Linked DNA regions of Homo sapiens: region 1 is linked to region 2. The links are chromatin contacts, found by Hi-C or POLR2A ChIA-PET in ENCODE. All regions are on one chromosome and are shown on one strand. Each heading gives the region's core, a stretch centred on a gene start or an enhancer-like site at or near the end of the contact. The rest is flanking DNA. Distances are from core to core; before and after follow the strand shown.

Region 1 (6,788 bases), core at 243-2,742, 95 kb before region 2:
TAGGGCAGAACTGGAGCCAAAACTATGCGCTCTGCCTCCAAGCCCCATGATCTTCCCCCAGCAATCATCCCCCCGCAGATCAGCAAGGTCCCATGAACAAAGGCAATGCCTACCCCTACTTCCCTATCTCATCTTTATTTGTCCCCTTATAAAACAGGGAAAGGGCCAAATTCTCAAGGAACCCTCCACAAGCAGAACAAAAACAGCTAATTTCCAAATAAGTAGTCAGGCCTCTTTCTTGTGGTACTCTACAGGCCTTCTGTAACTCACCTGCTGAGAGGACGGCAAGTCATGCTGTTTCTAGGGGAAGTTAACATTCCCCTGATCTCTATAGAAAAAAATAAAAATCAGGCCTTGCGCGGTGGCTCACGCTTATAATCCCGCACTTTGGGAGGCCGAGGTGGGAGGATCACAAGGTCAGGAGTTCGAGACCAGCCTGGTCAATATGGTGGAACCCCGTCTCTACTAAAAATACAAAAAGTAGCCGGCCATGGTGGCGCGCCCCTGTAATCCCAGCTACTCGGAGGGCTGAGGCGGAAGAATCACTTGAACCCAGAAGGCGGAGGTTGCAGTGAGTAGAGATCGTGCCACTGCACTCCAGCCTGGGTGACAGAGTGAGACTCCGTCTCAAAAAAAAAAAAAAAAAAAAAAATGTAAGTCACTTCCCGTGTGCTAGGCCCTCTTCTAAGCCTTTCACAATACTAACTCTTTCAATCCTCACAAACACCCTAACAGCAGGTACTCTAACTATGTGCATTGTACAGAAAGATACTGAGGCAGGGTGATGCAGAAACTTACGCTCCTGAAGAAGTGGCAGAGCTAAGATATAAGCCAATGCAGTCTGGCTCCAGAATCCATGCTCTTAACCAGCATAATGTGGCAACTGGGCACACACACACATTGCAAACACAGAGTGTATGCTTTTCTAGAAAGCCTCAAGTTGGTCTAATAAAGGAAGATGCCGAAGGAAGCTTCGAGATTCCAGGTATCTTTGGAGCTTCTATTACAAGCAGACACCCACCAGGGATGGGGAAACCACAGCGTTCAGGAAACTGTCCAGTGTCCATGGGATTCTGAGGGGGACATGTCAAATGTGGCAGCTCAAATATGATGCTTTCACCCACTTTCATGAAGCCCAAACTTTATGCACGTGTTTGCAGGTATCTTCCCCCAAACCCAGCCCCTCTGATAAAATTACCTTGAAGTGAAAGCATAAATACATTTTTCATTTAAATATGTTCTAACCGATGTGTCCTTCCCCCAACTTTCAATGACACTGTTTCAATCATGAGAAATTTTGTGTGACCCATGGAAACTATGTTGATTACTTTTTAGGCACAACAGAAATATTAATACTGCCTCAAAGTTCTGTGCTGTATTACTCTTCATCTGGCAGAAACGGAAGGCTTTTTCATCATGACTAATTCACAAATGACCAAACTGAAAAATATTTATGTTTGCTTCATTCCTGGGAAGCTAATACATAGAAGGGATATGTTCTTTTTTTTTTTTTCATGCTGAAGATTTCATAGTATCCAACACTGAGACTATTTTTCAGCCACGAGATGACACTTTCTTCCCCTGCAACCAGGCCAGGAATATAAACCTTGTATATTCCACCGTATGTATTTGGATCAACTACTGAAGAATACGAAATATTGCATTTTCCAAAGTGCTTTCACCTAAATAGCTGCAGAAATTTCTATCTTGCACACACACACACACACACACACACACAACCATGGAAGTTAAGAGGACTGAGTGTTCCTTTAGGATTCAACTTGAGAATTTACCTTTGATTATCTTACAGGCTGAGCATCAAGATAATTTTCTTGATTCCTTTATGAAGTCATTTTATTCTCAGAAAACAGTCCCTGATTTCAGTCTAAAGCAGAATAATACTTTGTTATGTTTGCTTCTTTTTTTCCTCAATAAAATCCTCTCTTGAAAGTCTCTACAATCAGACTCAACAGGCATCCGGTGAAAACCATCTTCCCTGACCCACGCATGTGTGGCTCATCAGGCCCTCAACCAAAATGAATTAGGCCAAGTATCATTGTGATAGTGGGTCTCTAACCAGGTAGAATCTGTTTTGTCTCCTGATCTCCAGTGTATGAATCATCAGATTACTTCATGGAAAAAACTACTGCTGGCATAATAGCACTTGCAAATTTCCCTAATTGTGTCATTTTCCTATACAGGTTTACTTGTTGGCATGGCTTAGATTTGGCAGAGGACAAAGACTCATGTTTCTTATTCTAATGATTGGTGGGAACATCGGGGTGGGAGGGGTGGCAGTTGACAAAAAAATCGGTGTATTTTGCTTATTCATCCTTTCATCCTCTACTGAAATCATTCCCCAAACAATGAAGTTTCTGTCTGGAGGACTAACAAAGCAATGTGTTTTCTCCATTAAGATAAGACCTCATGGTGGGTATTTTATCATAAATTCCATTTCAGGTTCCAAGGCCCCATGGATTCAATTGGTATGAAGTTATCAGTGTCACATCAAGCACATTTTCCCTCTTGACCTAAATTAGCTTTCAATCTAGGATTCTTTTAATGCTACTTCCAAGAGTCTTTCAAGCATGACAACTCGAAATGCCAACTTTTATTTTAAAAGCTAACGATGTGTATTTTAAAACCAATAACCTCACCACAAGAAGCTTATATATCTTAATACATCTCCATGCATATGGTTTCTAAAATCATTCAAAAATTTAAATAAATAAAAAAAATTTTGATCACTAACCATGCATGTAATGGAGAGGTAGTAATATCACTATTAATAATATTGGGAAACTATCGGGGTCCCAGATGCCACATAATATTCTGAATAGCAACATCAAGGTCATTATTTTTACATCCAGCCCAATAAAACAATTGTAGATTCCACCTGTCACATATCCACACTTCAACTTAAAATGAATGTGACAGATTACTTATGAGACAAATAGCAGCACACAAGTGATGTTATGACAAAAGCTATTTTGATGACTGCATACATACTCAGGTTATTAATATCACTCCTATGCAAAAACAATATATGACACTCCAGGCTGCATATGCTATTTGGGTCAGGAAGGCTTTCATTATCTTCGTTCAGAAAATAAAACAAAACAAAACTGTTTTTCAAAGTAAAGTAGTTCATTCCCTTTCCCAAGATCCCTGAAAGGAATGGAGGTGACGAAAATGGAAATCTGGTTTAAAATAACACTTTAGGATTTCTGTGGCTTTGTACCACTGACTGTTATACATACTATCTTACAAATTGCATACCAAGACTGGCAGAGTTCATAACTTTGTTGCTCTTTTCTTGCTATCATAGAAATGGTAAGGCAGAGAGCCAAGATAACTAGTGATCATAGGATGAGTCTCTTATCTCCTTCACTTGATAAAACTAGTGATCACATGATAAATCTTATCTATCTCACATCACAACCAAAAACCCCTTTGAGATCAGTGCTATTACAATTCTCATCGTCCAGATGTAGGAGCTGATTTGCAGAGGATGCGAAGCTGCACAGTTTAAGAACTATTACATTACATTACATACAGTTTGTTTCAATCATGCTAGGTATAGTAGTATTTTTCTGTAATAGAGTTACCCACGTCTTCAAAAGACACAGAAAACGGTGTGCATGACAGAATCTTACTTTCAAATACTGCCTTTTGATGTTATCTGAGAGCCTCATAACCCACCAGAAAACTAGCCCTTTTGCCAATGTCAAAATATCCTTTAATAAATCTTCCACGAATACATTTGGAACAATCTTGGTTGGTCCAGTGGAAATGTAATGACTTAGGCTTTTAATTACCTAAATATATTTTTAACCCGGGTTACTGGTGATTGTATTTACTTGTTTAATTTTTGATTGCTTTCTATTTCTCTAAGACGATTCATTTGTACTAAAATGAGGTAAACCAGTGTTTCTTTTAATACTCCCAAATTTTACTCAACATATGGGTTAAACATTGTTAAAGCTTCTAAACTGATATAGGCAATTGAAGCCAATCCAAGCAATACATATTCGAGTAATACATAGTCACTGGCCAAATCAATTCGTGGGTTATGAGAAAACAATGCCATTTGGCTGAAATATTCCCTATGTACAGGCAGAGAAGAGCAGGTAGCCAAGTGCCACTTTGGTGTTCTGCCATGTCAACATTCAAAACAGGGCCATAGAAAAGCAAAACGCTCTGTCCACCCTCTCCTTCCCTTAATAAGTTCATCTATGTAGGAAGAGGACAAGTGCCCTGACTTCTGGCTGTCCACGTAAGTGTCAAATGTAGGGGCCCTTTCACACTAGGGCTTCTACATGAGTGTCTCCCTTTAAACTCTCATGTCTTCCCTGGAATTTAGATCAATTATCATCCATTGAGTTATGTACAAATAGCAGACATACTCATGGTCTCCACCTAAGAGGAAATAGAACATTTCACTTTTCTTGAGAGAAAAGTCAACTTTATCTATTTTTTTGTTTGTCTGTTTTTCTATTTTAAGATTACATAAAGTACTAGGGTTTGGAGGTAAGAGATCTGAGCCAAGTCATGGTTTTGCTGTGTCCGCACCCAAATCTCATGTTGAATTGTAATCCCCACATTGGAGAAGGGGCCTGGAAGGAGGTGATTGAATCATGTAGGTGGACTTCCCCCTTGCTGTTCTCATGATAGTGAATGAGTTCTTGGGAGATCTGGTTTTTTAAAAGTATGTGGCACTTCCCTCTTCTCTTTCTTCCTCCTGCTCCACCATGTGAAGAAGGTGCCTGCTTCCCCTTCGCCCTTCTTCCACAACTGTAAGTTTCCTGAGGCCTCCCCAGCCATGCTTTCTGTGCAGCCTGAGGAACTGTGAGTCAATTAAACCTCTTTTATTCATAAATTACCCAGTTTCAGGTAGCTTATTACAGCAGTGTGAGAACAAACTAACACAAGGTGTGTGGGACTCAATGTATCTGGCATTTGTTAAACAACATAGACCATGGAGTCAGACACATCCAGTCTCATTCCAATCTCACCATTAGGAAGTGGTTGTAAGGCCCTGGTGACAGGGGTAACTACTGTGATATTACCTGGGAACAACTGTGATAACCCCTACTTCCCTAGGCTTCTGTAATTGCCAGGCAGCAATGCCCAGAGAACCATAATTCTCAAACTTAGTATGTGTTCCTTTTAAGGAGTGGAGGTCCAACAGATGCTTTTTGATGTCTAACTTTACATAAGTAAAAAAAAAAAAAATTAAAAATCACACTGCTTTATTATTTATTTACATATACAACACTGTGAAAAGGGCGCTAGATAAGTAGAACAAGAAGCCCAGTTTCTGGTACATCCTGCTTCTCAGTCACCTCTAGGTCTCTGGAACTTGAAAGCTATGTCTCTTCTTGCAGGGTTCTGTTACAATCCATTGATTTTCCCTCACGGTATAAAGTTCCCTTTGCTTAGTTTCACTGGACTATTTCCCCCAGGTCATTCTGACAAATGATGTTCTTTGTTGTTTATACTGTTCAATAGATTTCATTTTGAAGAACATGATGCAATCATGTGACGACATTCTTTCCCGTTATTGAACCGTGTGGCCTGAATACTGCCCTAAAGGACAGGAAAGAATTGATGTCCATGAGCATAGTCTTTAATATATCTTGAGTCTAGATTCAAAAAAAAAAAAAAGAAAGAAAGAAAGGTGGGTTAGGAGGAGATTTGGGAACCAGCTTCAAGTAACTAACATTATAGACCCACCTACTCTTTCTGATCTATTATCTCATCTGATCCTTAGAATGAGTTCATGAGTTGGTATTACAAACCTCAATTCTCAGAGGAGGAGACTGAGTTTCCCAAAAGTCAAATAACCTGCATTTGGTCTTCACAGCCAAAATGTGGCAGAGATTGCATTGAAACACGGGTCTTCTTGATGCCAAATGCCACACACCCAAGAAACACACAAAACAATGTAAAAATGTTATGTAGCATTTGAGTTACTTTGGATTTAACTGTCAGAAATGTCTATGTCTGTGTGGAAATGAAATATTCTCTTGGAAACATGAGTGAGTCCCATGGACTAAAGAAGGTGACCAGGTGTGTAAACAAGTGATGCCTTTCCTTCCACGGCATTGTTACTTACTTTCTCAGATGCCTGCATTTAGTCCAAGGTTTTACTCATAGCTTTAAAGTGTAAAAACTGTCAGAAAACTAACACTAAGCATTGGTATTAGTCATATTCCCTGTAGCGGGAAAGAGTCTTCAACTTATCTTGAGACCAGTTTCAATTGGTAAGAAAGCTTAAGGACAGAAAAGAAATGAGGGAATGTGTCCATGGAAGTGACAGAAGTGTCACATAGATGTGAGGATGAGAAGCTCTGGAATTTTAGGGGCACTAAAACCAAACAACAGCCACAACAACAACAAAATACAAAGACAATGACAGCAATAGAATTTCATAATTTTACCAAAGACCGGGGCTATCTAAAGAACTAATGATTTTCAAGGTTACTTTATGATACATTTTTAAAAAAGGGCAATTTGACATTCTAGTGGGAAAGGCTTCTGGTACGATTCTATTTTATCTCGTTCCTACTTTATCATTGTATTCTAGGCAGTCATTCTGTAACTTTATTGGCTGTCAACAGTATCATTTGCTGTAATAACGGAGGGAGAATTTCCATGATGGCAGGAGCCGTGCATCAGGATGCCTTGCCATCTACCTGCCAGGGTGCTGTGAGTGTTCTAGAACATTTCCAACATTCGTTCTGTACAATTCATAACCTAGCAGATGGCACCATTAAGCAAGGGTC
Region 2 (7,407 bases), core at 1,659-4,158:
TCAGATTTATAGCATTTATCTGGAACATTTTTTAATATAGAAGAAAATCCAATTACTTACATTTGTTTAAACAAGGTATGATTTAAAAATATCATTGCTAGGATGTTAAACCTTTGAGCCCAGTGCTGTAGTTGTTCTTGAGCAATACGACTATTGGTTGTTACTACATGAAAAAGTAGTTTTCTTATCATGTCTCTGTACATAATTTGGCAGGAAAATGGGAGTGTCATTTAGTTAGATGTATTACATAGCTAAATAGTTCATTTTATTGCAAATAAAACTGGATACTACATGTCACAAGTCTTTTATTTGCGAACTTATTTAAAAATACTACATCATATATATAGAAAGACAGATAGATACCTAGATAGATAGATAGATAGATAGATAGATAGATAGATAGATAGATAGATAGGTAGATACCAGGTGTAGAAAAATTCTTGGTCCACTTTTCCCCGTATTTGTCAAACTTTGTTTGCATTCATTGAAAATCTGGTAAATTATTTGCCGAATGTTCTGCACTATCAGATACAAATGTTTGGAGACATGATTAATTTTAGGCTTTGAGTATATAAATCATTTTAAAAAAGGAGAATTTTCTTGTTAGCCTAACATTCTGGAGCTCACCCTAACATGGGATGCTATATTGACATTAACTTGAATGGATGCCACTGGTTGGAGAGTTACTAGGAAATGAAGAAAGGTGAAGTTGAGAAAGATATTTCTGTCATCATGAATTAATATTTAAGAGATGATTATGGACACAGATTTAGATCCGTGGGAATGTGAGCACCCCAACACTCTTAAAGCATCGTGGCATTCTCAATAACTTCAGAATCATCTCACACCATAATTAATTAATATTAATACTACTTACACTAAAATAGCATTTATTAAATCTGTCTCCTCTGCTGCGGTAAGTACTTTACTCACCTTATCTCATTTGATCATAGGAAATAATTTTATGAAACAAGTATTATTATCCCATTTTACAAAAGAGAGAACTAAGTCTAAAGTTTCTGCTGAGTGAAGCCCAGGATCGCTCCATCTCAGAGCCCATGTTGTTAATTTCTGTCCTGTAACATCCTTATCCTCAGAGCCTTACCCCATATGATTCTGCTGTTTGGCATCCCCCCAAAAATTTTCTAATAAATGAATTTATTTCTTCTAGAAATTCACCTAAATTTCTTTCTATCTTTTAGTTGAGCCGTACCTGTTAATGTTTAACATTAGTTTTTAAAATTTTTATTTTTAGAAGATAAGCTACCTCCCAATGAATCAAGCTTTCCAAAACTTGTGTGAGTTAGTTTAAATTATTCTCAAAGTAGCTTGAAGGTAAATTGGACTAAGGTGGAATCTTTAGTCAGTTTTACAAGCAAAGGCAAGAAGGGACTTTGAATGGATCTAGCCTTTGCTTTTTAAAAATTTTAGTCACTGTGCTGGGCAGTTTACATCATTTAGACTTCAGAAGATGGTTAGAAAGGTTTCATTAACCCCATTTGAAAGAAAACTGAGATTCGGGCTTGCAGCTATGTAGATGAAGCTAAACCCAGACCATCTTCTGATGTCAAGGACTCCTTCTGTATTACATTCCCTTTAAAGTACTTCCAAAGACACAAAAACTTTGAGTATTTATCTTGTTATTGTTGCTGTTCTCAGTAATCTACAATACCTTGTCAATGCACTCAATATTTTACGATTCTGCTTCCTTAATGGACAGAGGAAAGTATCAAGAATTTATTATGAGAGAAGGATTATGATGATTGATAATAACATTAGCATTCAGGAATTGATTTCACAAAACAAGTTTTTAATATCTGAAAAACTTAAGCAGACATGAAATATTATAGGCTATAATGCTGGGGAGAATAGTCCATTCAGATATACATTGCATTTTAGTTTTTAGACCAGATTAAACAAAGTGTTAGAAAGATAGAAGCAATTTTATAATTTAGCCACAGTGTTTTGATTCTATGTTAAATGGTTTGGTGAAAACTAAAATGCAATGTATATCTGAATGGACTATTCTCCCCAGCATTATAGCCTATAATATTTCATGTCTGCTTAAGTTTTTCAGATATTAAAAAAAGAACAGACTTTCAAATATACTCCATAAAGATTACACCTTTCTGTTTCTCCATTTATTTTCTGCCTTTTCATACAGACAATGTAATTTCATTAATTAACCCAAATGGTCATAAGAACTGTTGCTTACTATTGTGCTATTACTGCTTAATGTTTCTGCAATGTGGTATAATGTAAAATTTTTGCACAGCAAAACTTACCCAGGATGATCAGAAGCTGAATTTCCATGTGTTGGCAGTATGTGTTAAAATTTGACCAGTGTTAAGTCCTGTGAATAAGACTTATGAAACATGCTATAAGAGAAAGATGAACTATCTTAGATAAAATACACTTACTTCTCACTTCTGCTGTTACTAATAGTATTTAGCCTGTCTTATAGTAATTATAAATCAGTGCCCTAAGGCACAGAATAATTAGGTATTTCCCTACATGGTAATAAATGGCCCTGGAATATTTGCCTTTTATTTATTCTGTGTCTTTTGCTATTTTATCATTTTTATTGAATAAAAAGTTACCTTAAAAAAGGATAGAATGAGATGGATTGTTTCATACGAAGCTTATAGAGGCCATTTAACACATCTCAGATTTATGAAATTACTGTTCCCAGAGTTAGCATGAATCCCATTTAACTCAAAAATCACTATCCTTTTGGCCAGGAACTCTGACAAGCTGAATAAATACATAAAGGGGAATCTTGGAAGTGGGTAGACAGACTGGTGACTCATGACGGGGTCAGAGCCTTTGCTATTTGCTTAGAAACAGATCTCTCTCTCTCTGTCTGCCATGAGGAGGAAGTGATGATGGAGAATAGTTAGTTCCAGAGCGGCATGGTCCAGGCAGCTGGAGGGTCAGGGGTTAAACATGTGCTATCTCAGCTATGCTGGGTGCAATAACAACATTAGGCATCAGGAGAAGGATCTATCAGGGCAATTAGTCAAACAGGCCTTGTGGTAGCCCAGATAGTCCCGGCTCTGTTTGCATCTGTTTATCGGTTTGAGATAAGAATCTTTGTGAACCTTTTTGTTACCTTGAGAAAGTAGACACCTGGACGGTAAACATATGACAACAATGTCTTTAAAAATTGATTTTGAAAAATGACTATGGCTCCCAGATGGGATTAAGTAATGTTTAATTCTGGTTGTTAAAAAACACAAAGAAGGGGATGGTGGGAGAGAAAGAACAGAGGGAAGAGGAGAAGTAAGAAGAACAAGACTTTGCTTTTCTCTTTTTTTCTTTTCTTTTCTTTTCTTTTTTTTTTTTTTACATGCTTCTCAGCCTATTCTCCCAAAAGCAGAAGTTACAGAATTGGACTTATTTTCATCAAATACAAAACTTGGCCCAGATGCCTTGGGAAATGGAGAAGATAATTTAGATTGTTGTGGTTTTTCTTTTTTTTCCCCCAAAGATTTTCCTGCAAATGCCACATTTTGCTGTAATGTGTAAACTGACTCAGACATTCAAAACATTTGTCTTTCTTGGTTCACATTGACATAATATTTCTTTCTTCTCTTCTGATTGTAAACTCCTAGAGGATACCATTCTTTTCTCCTGATGTTATCAAACTAAGTTACACTAAACTCAGAAACTCATGAAATGAACTTTTATAAGAACTATCTGTGAATAATTGTAACTGCAGTAAAAACTCCAAATCAGAAGCTTTCAAGATGATAGTTAAACATTTATTTATTTTTATTATATTTATATATGTTTGAGAAAGAGCGTTACTCTGTCGCCCAGGCTGGAGTGCAGTGGTGCAGTGGTACAATCTTGGCTCACTGGAAACTCTGCCTCCTGGGTTCAAGTGATTCTCCTGCCTCAGCCTCCTGAGTAGCTGGGATTACAGGCACCGCCACCACACCAAGCTAATATTTGTATTTTTAGTAGAGACAGGGTTTCGCCATGTTAGCCAGGCTGGTCTGGAACTCCTGACCTCAGGTGATCCACCCGCCTTACCCTCCGAAAGTGCTGGGATGACAGGCGTGAGCTACCGCGCCCAGCCTAAAAATTTATTTTGAACAATAATTTGCAGTGCCCTGAATACACAGGCTCATGCATCTGTACTTTGTTTAGATGTTTCTCCGTGCTTAGAATATTCTTCTGCTTCTACCCACTTTGGCATGAAATTGGATAAGCCCTAAAACTTACCCAGAAGAAGAGAGTGCTTAGGTCTTCACCAGCAGCAAGAAAACTGACGGGTGCATTCTTGTACATCTCTCCTAACCCCGTTAGAGTTTACTTCATAGTCTAATTATCTCATCTGGCATTACAATTTTTAGTTACTTTCAAAACTAGCTTCAAAGGCTGTATTTACATTTCACTTTTTTTCAGGAGAGTAAAGAGTAAAGCATATTTGGGTAGAAAGGTATTCTTTCTTACAACCTTATTTATCCACTCCAAAAAAAAAAAAAAACCAAGCAGAAGAATTAGCTACTCAGACATGTGCAAAGTCTATTTTTATCCCTCTGACAACAACTATCTGTGTGACTTCTGAGTATTTAATGAACCTCTCTGAACCTCACTGTTTTCCTATTTATAAGTTGATAATAAATGCAGGACCTATTTCCTGAGGTTCTTGTGAGGAATCAATGAAAAAGTGGGCAGGAGGTCCTCATGCAGTGTTTAGAATACAGAAAGCATTGTGGAAATGGCCCACCTATAGAATCACTTAGTACCTGCTGAGCAGATACATTGACCTTGAGGTGGATGAATTGCCTTATGTTCCTGATATTCTAAATGTAAACTTACATTATTTTTAAAATTATGGTTTCCATAACAATTAAGATTATTTCATCAGATCGCTTTTTAATTTTTTTTAAATAAACTTTATTTTTAGGGTAGTTTTAAGTTCACAATAAAATTGAGTGGAAGGTGCAGAGATTTCCCATAGAACCTCCTGTCCCCGCATATGGGTAGCCTCCTCCATTATCAAATCCCCCACCAGAGTGATACATTTATTACAATTGAGGAACGTACATTGACACATCATAATCACCCAAAACTCAAAATCTGCATTGGGGTTCACATCCTAAAATTAAAATTTTAGGATATTGAGTACACTCTCAATGGTATCTAGTCATTAATTCAACTATTAATTACTATTTTTATTTAGCAAATTTACTTTTATGAAACTGTGACATTTTCTTTGCTAATAAGATGTGATCTAGTGTTTATCATTTTTATCCAAAATCTATTCTAATTCATTTTTTAAAGGGCATATTATTCTACCACCCACGTGGAGCACACTTGTACCAGGCCCATGTCCTATAATTACATACTTTAAAAGATTAAAACATGTAGGTTTCTGTCAAAATATTAAAAAATGCATTCCTGAACCTTACGATTCATTCCTGCAGGAAGGAAGAAGAAAACTTAAATTACAACTCTGTTAATTTGCCATTGCAAAGCATTTTAAATACAACCCTTTAAAAGTTTTTCTAGACAGATGCTTGTCTTCATTTTTAAGTTATTATTAGACTCTGAGAACACATCAAAGGCCAGCTACAATGCAATCTGCTTTAGCACAGAATTTGGAATAATGAAGATCTGTTTTGGCCCTCAGATTCTCATTTAGAGTTATCTTTCCAGAACAGGCCTCATTATGAAATACTGTTCTGTCAACTCCACTGTGGGTGACATAAGGACCCTGCAGACACTAAGGAAGTGAGTCTACGCTAGGACAGGGCATCTGCATGGAGGAATGTCAGTTTTCATGTCTGAACCTGAACCAGCCAGGCCAACCTGCCAGTCACACGGGGTAAGCCTTAAACCAACAGGAGATCTGGTATCTGTCTTTTCAGAATCAGCTGCTTTTTGAGCTTTGGGATAGAAGTGAAGCAGATGGAACAGAGAATTGGGCAATACAGGTGATATGGTTTGGCTGTGTCCTCACCCAAATCTCCTCTTGAATTATAATCCCCATAATCCCCAAGTGTCATGGGAGGGACCAGGTAGAGGGAACTGAATCATGGGGGCAGATTCCCCCATGCTGTTCTCTTGATAGTGAGTGAGTCTCACGAGATCTGATGGTTGTATTAAGCATCTGGCAGTTCCTCTGCTTGCACTCACTTCTCTCTCCTGCCACCCTGTGAAGAGGTACCTTCTGCCGTGGTTGTAAGTTTCCTGCGGGCCCCCCAAGCCGTGTGTACCTGTGAGTCAATTAAACCTCTTTCCTTTATAAATTACCCAGTCTCAAGTATTTCTTCACAGCAGCATGAGCCTGGACTAATACAACAGGATCAACACATTGAGAGCACAGCCTCCCTCACCTTCTTTGCTCCAGTCACTCTGTCCTCCTCAGTGATCCTCAATGTGATACATTTCCTCCTATCCTGAGGTCTTGGACGTATCACTTTTTTTTTTTTTTTTTGTCTGAACAGCAAGTTTTCCCCTTAACTTGATTAAATAGTTCTCCTTTTCAGTTCTTATTCAAAGTCCGCTTAATTAAGGAATCCTGATCTCCAGACTACACCTGGTGTTTAAATCTAAATCTGATAAATCTAAATCTAAAGTTAAATCTGGTAGATCTAAATCTAAATCTAAAAACTAAGTCAAAATTTATAAATAAATCTAGTATTTAAACTATTATTGCATGGTTTGTCATAAAATATGAATGGGATTATTGTGGTTGTTCAATTAATTCTTGTTTTATCTGGTAAACTCTACTGAGTAGAGTATAAGTTCACGTGGCACAGGTCTTGAGTCTCCTTGGCATTGTATCACTAATACCTGACATGTAGAAGATGCTCAAGTGCTTGTTGAATGAACTAAAGAATATATGTTCTAGGAGCATTAAAGGTAAAAAGGAATTAAAAGTTATTTAATACTTAGATAGACTTTTCTCTGTATAGAAAATGTTATATTAGCCTGACGTTAGAAATTTCAAGAATTCTGATTACAGCATGAAGTAAAATGAAAATGAATAAATGTCACCATGGAAAAGTGACTTTAATTGTGATTCCAAAACTATATTTAAATTTTTGTAATTTTCATAAGGTTAAAGTCAATGTAGACAGTGTCATTTACTCTTGCTTTGTAAGAACTTAGTTATCTGGCTTTCAAGATGAATGAGGGTATCACAGCAAATTCCCCCGTTGCCCCCTACTTATCTTCTTAAAGAAGCCAAAGTGAAATACAAATAAGTGGTGGGAGTTGATGGGATTTGCAAGAATAACAAGGAAAAAGTCAGCAAATATTCAAATTCTTTAGCATTTACCTACAAACTGGGCAAAGTACAGATAATATTAATTTTTGATAATAGTTTACATTGTTACAGCTATTGAGTAAAGAATCTATATATCAAACATAGTATGCCTCTTGAAAATA

What was found. A loop is a pair of places that touch in the nucleus more often than their neighbours do. ChIA-PET counts read pairs that join two places held with the same protein, here RNA polymerase II (POLR2A). Pooled maps may share reads with other maps.
Region 1: a loop to region 2 is called in a map of endothelial cell of umbilical vein, with 10 times the contacts of the local background. The contact joins two enhancer-like sites. A Hi-C loop is called at or near these places in 1 of 168 maps with a recorded cell type or tissue (endothelial cell of umbilical vein) and 1 of 50 pooled maps. POLR2A ChIA-PET finds 5 or more read pairs at or near these places in 1 of 52 experiments (AG04450).

Annotation. Positions count from the first base shown.
Region 1 is chr14:85,561,500-85,568,287 of GRCh38, reverse strand. All of the region lies in intron 1 of FLRT2 (fibronectin leucine rich transmembrane protein 2), which reads right to left. Among named protein-coding and RNA genes, the nearest start is that of FLRT2-AS1, 33 kb to the right of the region's middle. Within about 2 kb of position 1,492, at least 3 of the 41 ENCODE cell types and tissues checked have a DNase peak (open chromatin) inside an H3K27ac peak, as active enhancers do; they include endothelial cell of umbilical vein, where a contact is called at or near this core.
Region 2 is chr14:85,467,417-85,474,823 of GRCh38, reverse strand. No RefSeq gene overlaps it. Among named protein-coding and RNA genes, the nearest start is that of FLRT2, 59 kb to the left of the region's middle. Within about 2 kb of position 2,908, at least 3 of the 41 ENCODE cell types and tissues checked have a DNase peak (open chromatin) inside an H3K27ac peak, as active enhancers do; they include endothelial cell of umbilical vein, where a contact is called at or near this core.